Linked DNA regions of Homo sapiens: region 1 is linked to region 2. Evidence: chromatin contacts called from ENCODE Hi-C or POLR2A ChIA-PET data. All regions are on one chromosome and are shown on one strand. Each heading gives the region's core, a stretch centred on a gene start or an enhancer-like site at or near the end of the contact. The rest is flanking DNA. Distances are from core to core; before and after follow the strand shown.

Region 1 (6,850 bases), core at 3,171-5,670, 190 kb after region 2:
GAGGAAAGCTATCTAGTAGCTACCTGCTCATGGCAAGATCCAAAAGTAGGCTGGGTGCAGTGGCTCACGCCCGCAATCCCATCATCGCTTTGGGAAGCCAAGGCAGGTGGATCATTTGAGGTCAGGAGTTTGAGACCAGCCTGGCCAACATGGCGAAACTCTGTCTCTACTAAAAATACAAAAATTAGCTGAGCGTGGTCAGGCACATATAATCCCAGCTACTCAGGAAGCTGAGACAAGAGAATCGCTTGAACCCGGGAGGCAGAGATTGCAGTGAGCCAAGATTGTGCCACTGCACTCCAACCTGGGTGACAGAGCGAGACTCCTTCTCAGTTTAAAAAAAAAAAAAATCCAAAGGTAAATGTCCACCATAGAAAGAATGTGCTCACAGAGCCCCGCTCACATGCTCTAAGTCTCAAATGCCACATGTGCCATCTTCTAAAAAACTTAAAAAGAGTCATTAGTGGTTTAAATGATGACAGATTGAATTGATCTGTATTGGCAAATAAAAGTGGGATATGTGTGTTTATGTAAAGTTCAGGTGCAATAAAAATTAGCGGATAACTCTTTTTTGTAGAATGAGAAAATAGCAAGCCTTCTCCAAGGAACTTGAACTCACTGTAAAAGGGGAAGCTACAGACACTGTTGGAACTTTGCCATTCTTGTTATTCTATTTTCCATCACCAAATGTTCAAAGGATACCCAAACATTAAAAGACTTACAACATGCTCTTAGCAAATGACCATATCAATTCACCCACCTTAGAGCAGTCCTATAAATCACAACATATGGGATAAGTATGAGTTAGCGAAAAAGTTTCCATTGAAGTTAATATAAACTGCTCAATTAAATTTTGCTCAAGTCCGGCCAGGCGTGGTGGCTCACGCCTGTAATCCCAGCACCTTGGGAGGCCGAGCGGGGTGGATCACGAGGTCAGGAGATGGAGACCATCCTGGCCAACATGGTGAAACCCCGTCTCTACTAAAATAAAAAAATTAGCTGGGCATGGTGGTGTACTCCTATAATCCCAGCTACTCAGGAGGCTGAGGCAGGGGAATCACTTGAACCTGGGAGGTGGAGGTAGCAGTGAGCCGAGATCGCGCCACTGCACTCCAGCCTGGCGACAGAGCGAGACTCCATATCAAAAACAAACAAACAAACAAACAAAAAACAAAACTTTTTGCTTAAGTCCTAACTATTCCTCTATAAAGTGCTTTCTTTCCAATTTGATGGAGTTAAATGTTATCTGAGGTCAGGTGTGGTGGCTCATACCTGTAATCCCAGCATTTTGGGAGGCTGAGGCAGGTGGATCACTTCAGCCCAGGAGTTGGAGACCACCCTGGGCAAGACTCCCGGCTCTACATTAAAAAGAAAAAATCTGAAGTCCAAGTTCCTTGGAGAAGGCTTGCTATTTTCTCATTCTACAAAAAAGAGTTATCCTCTAATTTTTATTGCACCTGAACTTTACATAAACACACATCCCACTTTTATTTGCCAATACAGATCAATTCAATCTGTCATCATTTAAACCACTAATGGATGATGTATAAGTCAAACAAAAGGGACAAGCATGAAAGTAGACTGCTTCTCTAACACCTGAACATTTTCCTTTTAATATACAAGCATTCTTGCACACAGTTCATAAAACTGCTAGGCTGCTGATTCAGTGTTCTGTTTAACAGATGAGTTTTAACTACTTAAAAAAAAAACAAACTCTGCTTTCTACAACTATCTGATCTTCGACAAACCTGACAAAAACAAGCAATGGGGAAAGGATTTCCTATTTAATAAATTGTGCTGGGAAAACTGGCTAGCCATATGCAGTAAACAGAAACTGGACTCCTTCCTTACACCTTATGCAAAAATTAACTCAAGATGGATTAAAGACTTAAATGTAAAACCCAAAACCATAAAAAACCTAAAAGAAAACCTAGGCAATACTATTCAGGACATAGGCATGGGCAAAGTCTTCATGACTAAACACCAAAAGCAATGGCAACAAAAGCCAAAACTGACAAATGGGATCTAACCTAAGAGCTTCTCCACAGCAAAAGAAACTCTTCAGAGTGAACAGGCAACCTACAGAACGGGGTAAAATTTTTGCAATCTACCCTTCTGACAAAGGTCTAATATCCAGAATATAGAAGGAACTTAAACAAATTTACAAGAAAAAAACAACCCCATCAAAAAGTGGCCAAAGGAAATGAACAGACACTTCTCAAAAGAAGACATTTATGCAGCCAACAACATATATTAAAAAAAAAGCTCATCATCACTGGTCATTAGAGAAATGCAAATCAAAACCACAATGAGATACCATCTCACATCAGTTAGAATGGTAATTATTAAAAAGCAAGGAAACAACAGATGCTGGAGAGGCTGTGGAGGAATAGGAACGCTTTTACACTGTTGGTGGGAGTGTAAATTAGTTCAACCATTGTGGAAGACAGTGTGGCGATTCCTCAAGGATCTAGAACCAGAAATAACATTTGACCCGGTGATCCCATTACTGGGTATATACCCAAAGGACTATAAATCATTCTACTATAAAGACACATAAACGTGTATGTTTATTGCAGCACTATTTACAATAGCAAAGACTTGGAACCAACCCAAATGCCCATCACGGATAGACTGAATAAAGAAAATGTGGTACAGATACACCATGGAATACTACGTAGCCATAAAAAAGAATGAGTTCATGTCCTTTGCAGGGACATGCATAAAGTGGGAAGCCATCATTCTCAGCAAACTAACACAAGAACAGAAAACCAAACACCGCATGTTCTCACTCATAAGTGGGAGTTGACAATGAGAACACATGGACACAGGGAGGGGAACATCACACACCTCACACATCGGGACCTGTCGGGGCGGGTGGGGGGCAAGAGGAGGGAGAGCATTAGGACAAATACCTAATGTATGTGGGGCTTAAAATCTAGATGACGGGTTGATAGGTGCAGCAAACCATCATGGCACATGTATACCCATGTAACAAACCAGAACGTTCTGCACATGTATCCCAGAACTTAAAGTAAAATAAAATTAAAAAACAAAAACAAAACAAAACAAAAACTTGGCCGGGTGCAGTGGCTCACGCCTGTAATCCCAGAACTTTGGGAGGCCGAGGCAGCTGGATCACCTGAAGGTCAGAAGTTCGAGACCAGCCTGGCCAACATGGTGAAACCCCCATCTCCACTAAAAACACAAAAAATTAGCTGGGCGTGTAATCCCAGCTACTCGGGAGGCTGAGGCAGGAGAATCGCTTGAATCCGGGAGGCAGAGGTTGCAGTGAGCCGAGATGGCGCCATTGCACTCCAGCCTGGGCAACAAGAGTGAAACTTCGTTTCAAAAACAGCAACAACAACAAGAACAACAACAAGAAGAACAAAAACTCTGCTTTTAAAAGTATTTTAAGTCCAGTGTGAAAAACCTAGAAGTCACAGCAAAGGCCGCTAAGAAACTTACCATTACTCATGACCCCTCTTACTACTGACCTTGAAAATCACTTGCCCTTCTCCAAGGCCCCGCCAGCTTCATGGGTCTCTTCCTGAACCTCCTCCCTAGTTCCAGGGCTTGGCCTAAGTCTCACAGAGCAGAAAGAAACGTGGCCACCCTTCCTCACGTGAGTCCTGTGCAAACATACAGCCCCACACAGAGCTCCTAACAATGGGGCATCAGTACCCAGGCACGATCGATGATTATGAACCCAACGCGATCAGAGACTCCCACATGGTGTGTGTGACTGCGCGCACAGGCGGGAGGAAAGGGGCGAATCTGCAAAACGAGTACAACAGATAAAATTCGCAACAGACTTCTACACCCTTTCAATCAACCGTCCCAAGCGCCACGAACGCGGGTCCCGCTCCGTGGGGGGCCGCAGCCACACTGGCAGGAGGGAATCCTGGGCCTCGACCAGACGCCGGCGGCGTCAGGAGAAACGGCCCGCGCTGGGCAGGCGGCGGGCACCGCGTAGCTCATTACCACGGGGGGCCCCGGCCAAGGCCGCCCGCCTCAGGCCGAGCCTTGGGGCTGTGCTGGACCCGGGCCCTCGTTCGCACGGCGCCCGCGCCGCCGCCGTCGGGAAACCGGGTTTTCAAGCGTTCGGCCCAGCGGGCGCTGTATTTTAGGGCGTGACCCCCGCCCCGCCCTCGAGGGCGACCGGAAGAGCAGGCACCACAGCAGATGCGCCGAGTCTGCGCCCCGCACCGCGAGGAGCACCCGAGGCCGCGCTCCCGGAGCCGGGTCTGGTGACTAAGGCGCGGGTCGCGACGCAGGGGCGGCCCCGGACTCTCGACCCCACCAGCCGCCTGAATGTCCCGCCGGACGCCCGGGCCGGCTCACCTGGGAGGCGCCTCCGCCGTCCGCCCGCGCGGGGCCAGGAGCGCGGCACCACCCCCGTACCGCCGGCCGCTCTTTGTGTCTGGAGGCCGCGACGCAACACTCCTCCCGGCCTCGAGGCACCGCCCCCTCGGTGTCCCGGCGCAGTGGGCGAACAGGGGGCGGGGCGAGCGAACGGGAGAGGGGGCGGGTCGGGTCCGGGATTGCGGGGCGGGGTGGGGGCAAGGCGGCCTCCGCAAATCTCAGGGCGGCTCTGGCCAGTTTGGAGCCTGGGGTGACCCTTGGAGCTGACCTCGCTGGTCCCTGTCGGAGCCCTGCGCGCTGCGGAGCTTGGCGGTTCGCAGCTCTCGGGGTAGCATCTTCTGGAAACAAGCCCGGAGGCCGGCCAGGCAGGGGTAATACCCCAAACCCACCACTGAGGAAACCGCGACTTAAAACCTAGGTCGTCACGTTTCCACCGCATATTAAATCAATACGGGTTGAGCATCCCTAATCCAAACATCTGAAATCCGAAATGCTTCAAAATCTGAAAGTTTTTGAGCGCTGACCTGATGCTCAAAGGAAATGCACATTGGAGCACTTCTTTTTTCTTCTTTTAACTTTCTTTTCTTTTGAGAAAGGCTGTCACTTCTGCTGCCCAGCCTGGGATGCAGTGGCGCGGTCATGGCTCACTACAGCCTCGACTTTCCCGGCTATGGCGATCCTCCCGCCTCAGCGTCCCAACCCCCAGTAGCTGGGACTGCAGGCATCTGCCACCATGTCCGCTAATTTTTGTATTTTTAGCACAGAGTCTCACTGTGTTGCCCAGGCTGGTCTCGAACTCCTAGGCTCAAGGGATGGATCCACCGCCTCGGCCTCCCAAAGTGCTGGGATTACAGGCGTGAGCCACCGCGCCCGGCCTGTATTTTTTTAAGAGAGGAGGCTTCACCATGTTGCCCAGGCTGGTCTGGAATTTCTGGCCTCAAGTGATCCTCCCACCTTGGCCTCCCATAGTGCTGGGATTACTGGCATGAGCCACCGCACCTGGCCTCATTGGAGCATTTCTAATTTTGGATTTTCAGATTAGGGGTGTTCAATTGGTATAATGCAAATATTCCAAAATCTGAAATCCTAAATGCTTCTGGTGCCAAGCATCTCGGTTAAGGGATATTCAACCTGTATATATTTATCGAACACCTACTAGGGCCAGGCATTGTCCTAGGGGCTGCCAACAGCGGTGCAAAAAATCCCTGGCCCTTATAGAGTTTACACAGAAAACAATTTAAAAACGTAAATACCCGGCCGGGCATAGTGGCTCATGCCTGTCATCCCAGCACTTTGGGGGGCTGAGGCAGGCGGATCACCTGAGGTCGGGAGTTCAAGACCAGCCTGACCAACATGGAGAAACCCCGTCTCTACTAAAAATACAAAATTAGCCGGGCGTGATGGCATATGCCTGTAATCCCAGCTACTCAGGAGGCTGAGACAGGAGAATCGCTTGAATCTGGGAGGCGGAGGTTGTGGTTATCAAGCCACTGCACTCCAGCTTGGGCGACAGAGTGAGACTCCATTTCAAAAAAAGAAAAAAAAAAGTAAATACAGCCAGGCACGGTGACTCATGCCTGTAATCCCAGTAGTTTGGGAGGCCACTGTGGGCAGATTGCCTGAGGACAGGAGTTCGAGACCAGCGTGGCCAACATGGTGAAACCCAGTGTCTACTGAAACACAAAAAAATTAGCCAGTTGTGGTTAACGCGCGCCTGTAGTCCCAGCTACTCGTGAGGCTGAGGCACAAGAATTGCATGAACCCAGGAGTCGGAGGTTGCAGTGAGCTGAGATCTTGCCACTAGACTCCAGCTTGGGCGACAGAGCAAGACTCTGTCTCCAAAAAATAAAAATAAAAACATAAATATACAAAAATGTCAGAGAGTTATATCAGAATTACAAAATGAGCTACAGTACACTGTAGCATGAGAAAGGTGCATATACTTTGTAGGAACTCCACTTTAGAGGATGTGAGGATCAGAGGCAAAATGGGGTGAGAAGGAAGCAGGATGAAAGACAGGCTATGGGGGAACGGAGTTTCCAAGGGCGAGTGAAATTTCCAAGTGCCTGCAAGTGCTAAACCCCATGCAGAGCAAAAGGCAAACACAGGGAGTGGTTCAGAGACGCTCATAGTGTGTTCTAGGCTGGGAGGTTTCTCTGACCTGCTGAATGTGCCCAGATACCTTTTGCTATGCCCATGACCTGTCCCAACCAGTGTGGGGCACAATGGCAGGACACACCGTGCAAAGGTGGTCCCTGTGGGATGCGCAGCCAAGACCCCGATGACTCCAGTTTATAACCCTGGATTCCCAGGGGTGCTCAGAGCCATGGGGGCTGCCATTGTGAAGAATGTCTTCTCTTCAGTGCTCCTGATGCTCTGCACGGGCTCCCACTCACTGGCTGGAGAATGAATTTGGAGTCAGAAGATGTGAATCATGCCACTTACTAGCTGTTTGACTGTGGATCACCCAGTCATGTAACATCTG
Region 2 (6,658 bases), core at 3,117-5,616:
CCAGGATGGTCTCGATCTCCTGACCTCGTGATCAGCCTGCCTCGGCCTCCCAAAGTGCTGGGATTACAGGCGTGAGCCACCGAGCCCGGCCTCATGATGTAAAATTTCAAAATAAAATATTAATAAATAGGCCAGGTGCGGTGGCTCACGCCTTATAATCCCAGCATTTTGGGAGGCTGAGGCAGGCAGATTATCTGAGGTCAGTAGGTCGAGTCCAGCCTGGTCAACATGGCAAAATCCCGTCTCCATTAAAAATACAAAAATTAGCCGGGCATGGTGGCAGGTGCCTGTAATCCCAGCTACCCGGGAGGCTGAGGCCAGAGAATTGCTTGAACCTGGGAGGCAGAAGTTGCAGTGACCCGAGATCGTGCCACTGCACTCCAGCCTGGGCAACAGAGTGAAACCCCGCCTCAAAAAATAAAAATAAAAAATAAATGAATAAATAGAATCTGGCTATACAATAAGAGAGTTTATCCCAGGAATACAATGATGATTCAATAATATAAATCCATTACTATAACTCATTATGTTAACAGATAAAAGAAGAAAATCTCTATGATCATTCCACAGATGTACACTGGCATTTGAGAAAACTCAATCACCATTTTTTATTTTAAAAACATCAGTGAGGGAGCAGGAACAAAAACAAAAAGCTCCCCACAACATTAGCAACACACCCCAGCATGGCACTTAAATGGCAAAAACACTAACAGCATTCTCATTAAAGTCAGGAATGAAACAAGTTACTCAGTGTCATCCCTATTATTTAACTTTGTTCTAGAAATACAATGCAATCAGAAAAGAAAAAGAGGTCAGACATGGTGGCTCACACCTGTAATCCCAACACTTTGGGAGGCCGTGACAGGGAGATCACTTGAAGTCACGAGTTGGAGACCAGTCTGGCCAACATGGTGAAACCCCATCTCTACAAAAAATACAAAAATTAGCCATGTGTGGTGGCACATGCCTGTAATCCCACCTTCTCGGGAGGCTGAGGCAGGAGAATTTAGGCCTGGCACGGTATTTCATACCTAACACTTTGGGAGGCCAGGAAGAAGGATCGCTTGAAGCCAGAAATTCAAGACCAGCCTGGGGGCAACATAGTGAGACTTCATCTCTATTAAAAAAAAAAAAAAAAAATTAACCAGGAGTGGTGGCATACACCCAGCATCGATATGGGAGGATCGCCTGAGCCCAGGAGGTCTGGGCTGCAGTGGGCCATGATCATGCCACTGTGCTCCAGCCTGGGTGACGGAACTTTCTTAAAAAAAAAATTGTTTAAAAATATTCCAGGCCGGGCGCTGTGGCTCACGCCTGTAATCCCAGCAATTTGGGAGGCCGAGGTGGGTGGATCACGAGGTCACGAGTTCGAGACCAGCCTGGCCAACATGGTGAAACCCCGTCTCTACTAAAACTACAAAAGTTAGCCAGGCACGGTGACGGGCGCCTGTAATCCCAGCTACTCAGGAGGCTGGGGCAGGAGAATTGCTTGAACCTGGGAGGTGGAGGTTGCAGTGAGCCGAGATTGCCACTGCACTCCAGCCTGGGCGACAAAGCGAGACTCCTTCTCAAAAAAAAAAAAAAAAAAAAATCCAATCCTTCATCCTACAAAAAAAAAGAGAAGAGGGATGGATGATTCAAAATTGGCTAAACACTGAAAACTTTTAAGTGATGGACACATGAAGAAGGCTCATTAGATTGTCTTCTCTACTTCCACGTATGTCGACAATAAAGAGTTTAAAAAATGTGCGGAAGGATCCAAAGAAGGATCATAAAAGACACAAACGAGCCGGCTCTGTGGCGCAATGGATATCTGTTCTATGGATATTTGTTCATTCAACAAGTATTTTCTGCTACCTACTACGTGCCAGGTACTGGAGATACTTAAGTGGAGAAAACAAAGCTCCTGTTCTCATGGCGCTTCCATTCTGGTTGCGGGGGAGGCACACGAGCAAAAATTACAATCTCGAGTGATAACAAGGTCGACAGGAGTGGGCTGGTCTAAGAAGGCCTCAGTGAGGAGGAGGTGATGGTGGCGCAGAGCCTGAGCGAGGAAGAGAAGAAAGCTCAAGGATGTCTGAGACAGCCAGCTGGGAAGGAAGACAACCTAACAAATTTGGTCTTCTTTCCCTTTGTTTTGCTTTTTACCCCTAACAGCCTTTTGCTTATCCAAAGGATATGGACACCACTGGAATGTCTCTCTTTGTCCTGACACGAAAATAAAAATTAATCGGGTAATTTTAATACAGTACATTCTTCAAGAAGGTGCCAGGTCGCCGCTGTTTCCCCAAACGTTGTGTAAAACAATTTGATTTTTTCTTTTTTTTTTTTTTTTTTGAGACGGAGTTCCGTTCTTGTTGTCCAGGCTGGAGTGCACTGGTGCGATCTCGGTTCGGCGAGATCTTGGCTCACCGCAACCTCCGCCTCCCAGATTCAAGCGATTCTCCCGCCTCAGCCTCCCGAGTAGCTGGGATTACAGGCATATGCGCCACCACGCCCGGCTAATTTTGTATTTTTAGTACAGACGGGGTTTCTCCATGTTGGTCAAGCTGGTCTCGAACTCCTGACCTCTGATAATCTGCCCGCCTCGGTCTCCCAGAGTGCTGGCATTACAGGCGTGAGCCACCGCGCCCGGCAATTTGATTTTTTCGAAGGAAGAATTTTCCAATTTATCTAAGCGTTATGCCATGTCTGTTAATAAAATTGTATTAAAGTTAAATCATGAGTTTTTAATGCAGATAAATCTTTCCATAGCAAAGAGAACAGATTAGTTTCACAAAAGATATTGATCAGATGCTACATAATTTTACACATAAAGACACAAAACTATCAGTCTCCGCCCTTCTGTCAAACCATCGACTTAGAAGTGTCTATAGTTTAATTTCATGATTTTTTTAAGCAATGAAGTTGAAATTCTACTTTTCCTTAGGAGCGATACGCATATTTTACACTCAAGTGGCCAGCGTCAACTAAGGGCATTCCAGATGGTCAAAAAAGAAGTGCCTCTGCTACAACGCCTGAGATCATCATATAGTAACTTCTTCAAACCACCACGAAGTAGCAAGGCTTCAAAGCTGTCAGGAATGCTACGTTCTACAACAGCCAGATAATTAGGAAACCAGCAGATGGGAGGAGAAATCTGTCCCTATGAAACACGTTCCCATCTCAGTTTTGAAAGTGGCTTTATATAAACGCATTCATCTTCTACCCAATAACCCAAAGGTTATTGAACGCCAATAACCAAACGACTCAGGACTGCGAGATGATTCCCAAGGAGGCGAACTTGTGCGGACAGATTTCAAGTACCACGAACCATCACCAGCAGAGCGAAGGGCAGGTTTCCCTCCGACGGCTGCGATGCTCCGAGTCCCTCCTTCCCCTAGCACCCCGCCGCCCACTGAGCCCTTCCCCAAAGGTCCCCGAGTTCTGAGCGACGCACGCCCCCGACCCTAGTTACCGGGGAGAGCCGCCGAGGGCCCAAGGCGCCAGTAAGGCTCCGCGCACGCAGCCCAGCCCGAGGGGCGCCCGCCCGGGCGCTCGGTGTGGGGCCTGATGCAGAGCAGGAGGAGGAGGTCCGAGTGGGCCCCAGCGCTCTCAGGGTCTGGCGCCGGCCCCTCTGCCTCCCGCCTCTGCTGTGCCTGGCGTCCAGGGATCTTCCAAGGACTCCCCACCCCCTACCCTGCTCTCCCACGCGGGGTCATGACTTCGGGCGGCGCCAAGCCCCCAGCGTAAGGGTCCCCCCGGCTTCCCCGGGAAAGGGTCGGGGTGCAAGGCTAGGCCAGGAGTGCCTGGCGAGAGGGCCGGAGCAGGACACAGGGGGTCAGCGGCAGGGCAGGGCGCTCCCGCCGCGGTGCCTGGGGAAGGGAGCGGGGGTGGGGCTGCCGCGGGCCAAATGCGGGACACAGGCGCGGACGGGGGCGGCCGCGGATCGGGCGGACGGCCACTCTGGGAGGGGCTGGGAGGTACCGCGGCCCCCTGCGGGACGCACCTGCGCAAAGTGAGGGACCGGCCCCCCCCCCCCCCCCGCTCCGCGCGAAGCCTCACCTGCCCAGCGCCCGCTTCATTCCCGCGTCGGCTGCGCAGCGCGGCTCAGCCGCCGCCGGGCCCGTCAGGCGTAGGTTCTGCTTCAGGCGGCAGTCGGCGTCCAGCGCCGCGGCGGCCGAGCCGGAGGAGGACGAGCCCGCGGCGGCGCAGCGCTCATGCTCCAAGGCGACGGGCTCGGTCCGCTTCCTCATCCCGCGGCCGACAGGGCCAGCCGCCGACGGCGCCCGCTGGCCTGCGCCGCAGTGCCGCCGCTCACAGCCGCCGCCACCCAGAGCCCGGAGCCCGGAACCCGCCGCTCCTCACATCCCAGCCCAGGCCGCTGCGCCGGCTACGAACCAGCGGCGGGGGCCCGCCAGCCAGGCCGGCCAATCAGCGCCGGGCTCCCGCCGGCTCTGCCCTACCCCCCTCCCCCGGCCCCGCCCCGGCCACCTCCTCTCTAGTTCCAAGGAGCGCGCGCCCAGCATCCCTGGCGCCACCCGCAGCCATTTTGTGGGAGGGTGGGCGAAGCTGCAGCGGCGCGTCATCTGCAGGGCAGGGCTCTGGGCTCCATCCGCAGGCTGCAGCTGTGCTCGCCCGGGCGCTCGGTGTGAGGAGCACCCGCTCCCGGTCGTGCCCGAAAGGGGTGGCCCAGCGAGGCAGAGCCGCAGCGCTGGGCTCCTCGTGCTTCTGTGAACGGAAAACCAGAGGTAGCAAATAGCAGTTCCGTTCTCGTGATTCTTAATTCTTTTTCCACAAGGACATTACCTTTAAAAGTATGCTTTCCGGTCGTCAGTTTTTAATTTGAAGTAAATGTATATACTCAGTGTTTACTTTTGGGCCGAACATCAGGAAATGAACTGCTTGAAAAATTTACTTTTTAAAAACCTGTGTTAGATTTTAGATTTTTATAAAGCAATTAAGACTACCTGATGGGAGGAAAATCCATTTCAAAGATAAATTCGCCCTTATGAAACCCAAATTTAGTACTAATTCAACCCATCCTAGAAAGAGAAAAGGAAAGAATAAAGGGCTGTTTCACAAATTTAGTTTTATAACTTTGGCTTTCTTCAATATGGCATTAGTTTTACAGATGATCTATAACAAAGAGAGATATTTGCTTATTCCAAAGTAACGTTAGAAATTTCAGCATTTGTCACTTTGAAAACTATTGGCAATTGATAAAGGTCAATTGGAAATGCGTTTAGAAATTCAACAGCTTTTTATATTAGTTTTTTCTTTTTTTTTTTTTTTTTTTTTGAGACGGAGTCTCGCTCTCGCCCAGGCTGGAGTGCAGTGGCGCGATCTCGGCTCACTGCAAACTCCGCCTCCCAGGTTCACGCCAGTCTCCTGCCTCAGCCTCCCAAGTAGCTGGGACTACAGGCGCCGGCTACCATGCCCGGCTAATTTTTTTGTATTTTTAGTAGAGACAGGGTTTCACTGTGTAGCCAGGATGGTCTCGATCTCTCGATCCCGTGATCCGCCCGCCTCGGCCTCCCAAAGTGCTGGGATTACAGGCATGAGCCACCGCGCCCGGCTGCTTTTTAAATTAGTTTTGTAATGATACTTTGAAATTGCAAAATAATTTATTGACCATATTACTAAGTGTTACAGCCTGCATTCATAATTGTGTCAATATCTCCAGATATACTTTTTAAAAACATTATGGGCCGAGCTCAGTGGCTCATGCCTGTAATCTCAGCACTTTGGGAGGCGGAGGTGGGTGGATCATTTAAGCACAGGAGATGGAGGCCAGATCAGCCTGGCCAGCATGGTGAAACTCCGTCTCTACTAAAAATACAAAAATTAGCCGGGTGTGGTGGCACAAGCCTGGGTGACAGAGCAAGACTCTGTTTAAAAAAAAAAAAAAAAAAAAGGCTGGGCGAGGTGTCTCACGCCTGTGAGCCCAGCACTTTGGGAGGCCGAGGCGGGCGGATCACGAGGTCAGGAGATTGAGGCTATCCTGGCCAATGTAGTGAAACCCCGTCTCTACTAAAAACACAAAAATTAGCCAGGTATGGTGGCACAACCCTATAATCCCAGCTAATTGGGAGGCTGAGGCAGGAGAATCGCTTGAACTTGGGAGGCGGAGGTTGCAGTGAGCTGAGATCACACCATTGCACCCCAGTCTTGGGGACAAAAGCAAACTTCTGTCTCAAAAAAAAAAAAAAAAATTAGCTGGGCATGGTGGCGCGTGCCTGTATTCCCAGCTACTTGGGAAGCTGAGGCAGGAGAATCGCTTGAACCAGGGAGTCGGAGGTTGTGGTGAGCCGAAATTGTGCCACTGCACTCCAGCCTGGCGACAGAGGGAGACTCCTCTCAAAAACAAACAAACAAAAAAATTAGCTGGGTGTGGTGGCGCACGCCTGTAATCCCATCTACTTGGGAGGCTGAGGCAGGAGAATTGCTTGAACCCGGGATGCTGGGATTCGGAGGTTGCAGTGAGCCGAGATTGCACCACTGCACTCTAGCCTGGGTGACAGAGCAGGACTCCATCTCAAAATAAACAAACAAACATACTATGGAATGTAAATTATAAATTCTTTATAGTGATGTAGTAACACATCCTGGAGAGATTGGAAATCTAGGAAATAACTAAAACGTAAAAAAAAAAAAAGAGGTTTTGACTCTATCGCTC

The links. Hi-C counts contacts between places; a loop is a spot of excess contacts on that map. ChIA-PET counts read pairs that join two places held with the same protein, here RNA polymerase II (POLR2A). Pooled maps may share reads with other maps.
Region 1: a loop to region 2 is called in a pooled map, with 17 times the contacts of the local background. The contact joins the promoter of NINL here to the promoter of ABHD12 in region 2. A Hi-C loop is called at or near these places in 12 of 50 pooled maps. POLR2A ChIA-PET finds 5 or more read pairs at or near these places in 8 of 52 experiments (AG04450, H1, HepG2 and 4 more).

Annotation. Positions count from the first base shown.
Region 1 is chr20:25,581,111-25,587,960 of GRCh38, forward strand. NINL (ninein like) reads right to left here and starts at 4,421. Exons shown (of 24, transcript NM_025176.6): 1 at 4,345-4,421. RefSeq lists a silencer at 4,356-4,485.
Region 2 is chr20:25,386,469-25,393,126 of GRCh38, forward strand. It overlaps ABHD12 (abhydrolase domain containing 12, lysophospholipase), which reads right to left and starts at 4,367. Exons shown (of 13, transcript NM_001042472.3): 1 at 4,045-4,367. The coding sequence starts at 4,235. RefSeq lists silencers at 3,457-3,616, 3,787-3,946, 3,987-4,036, 4,077-4,496.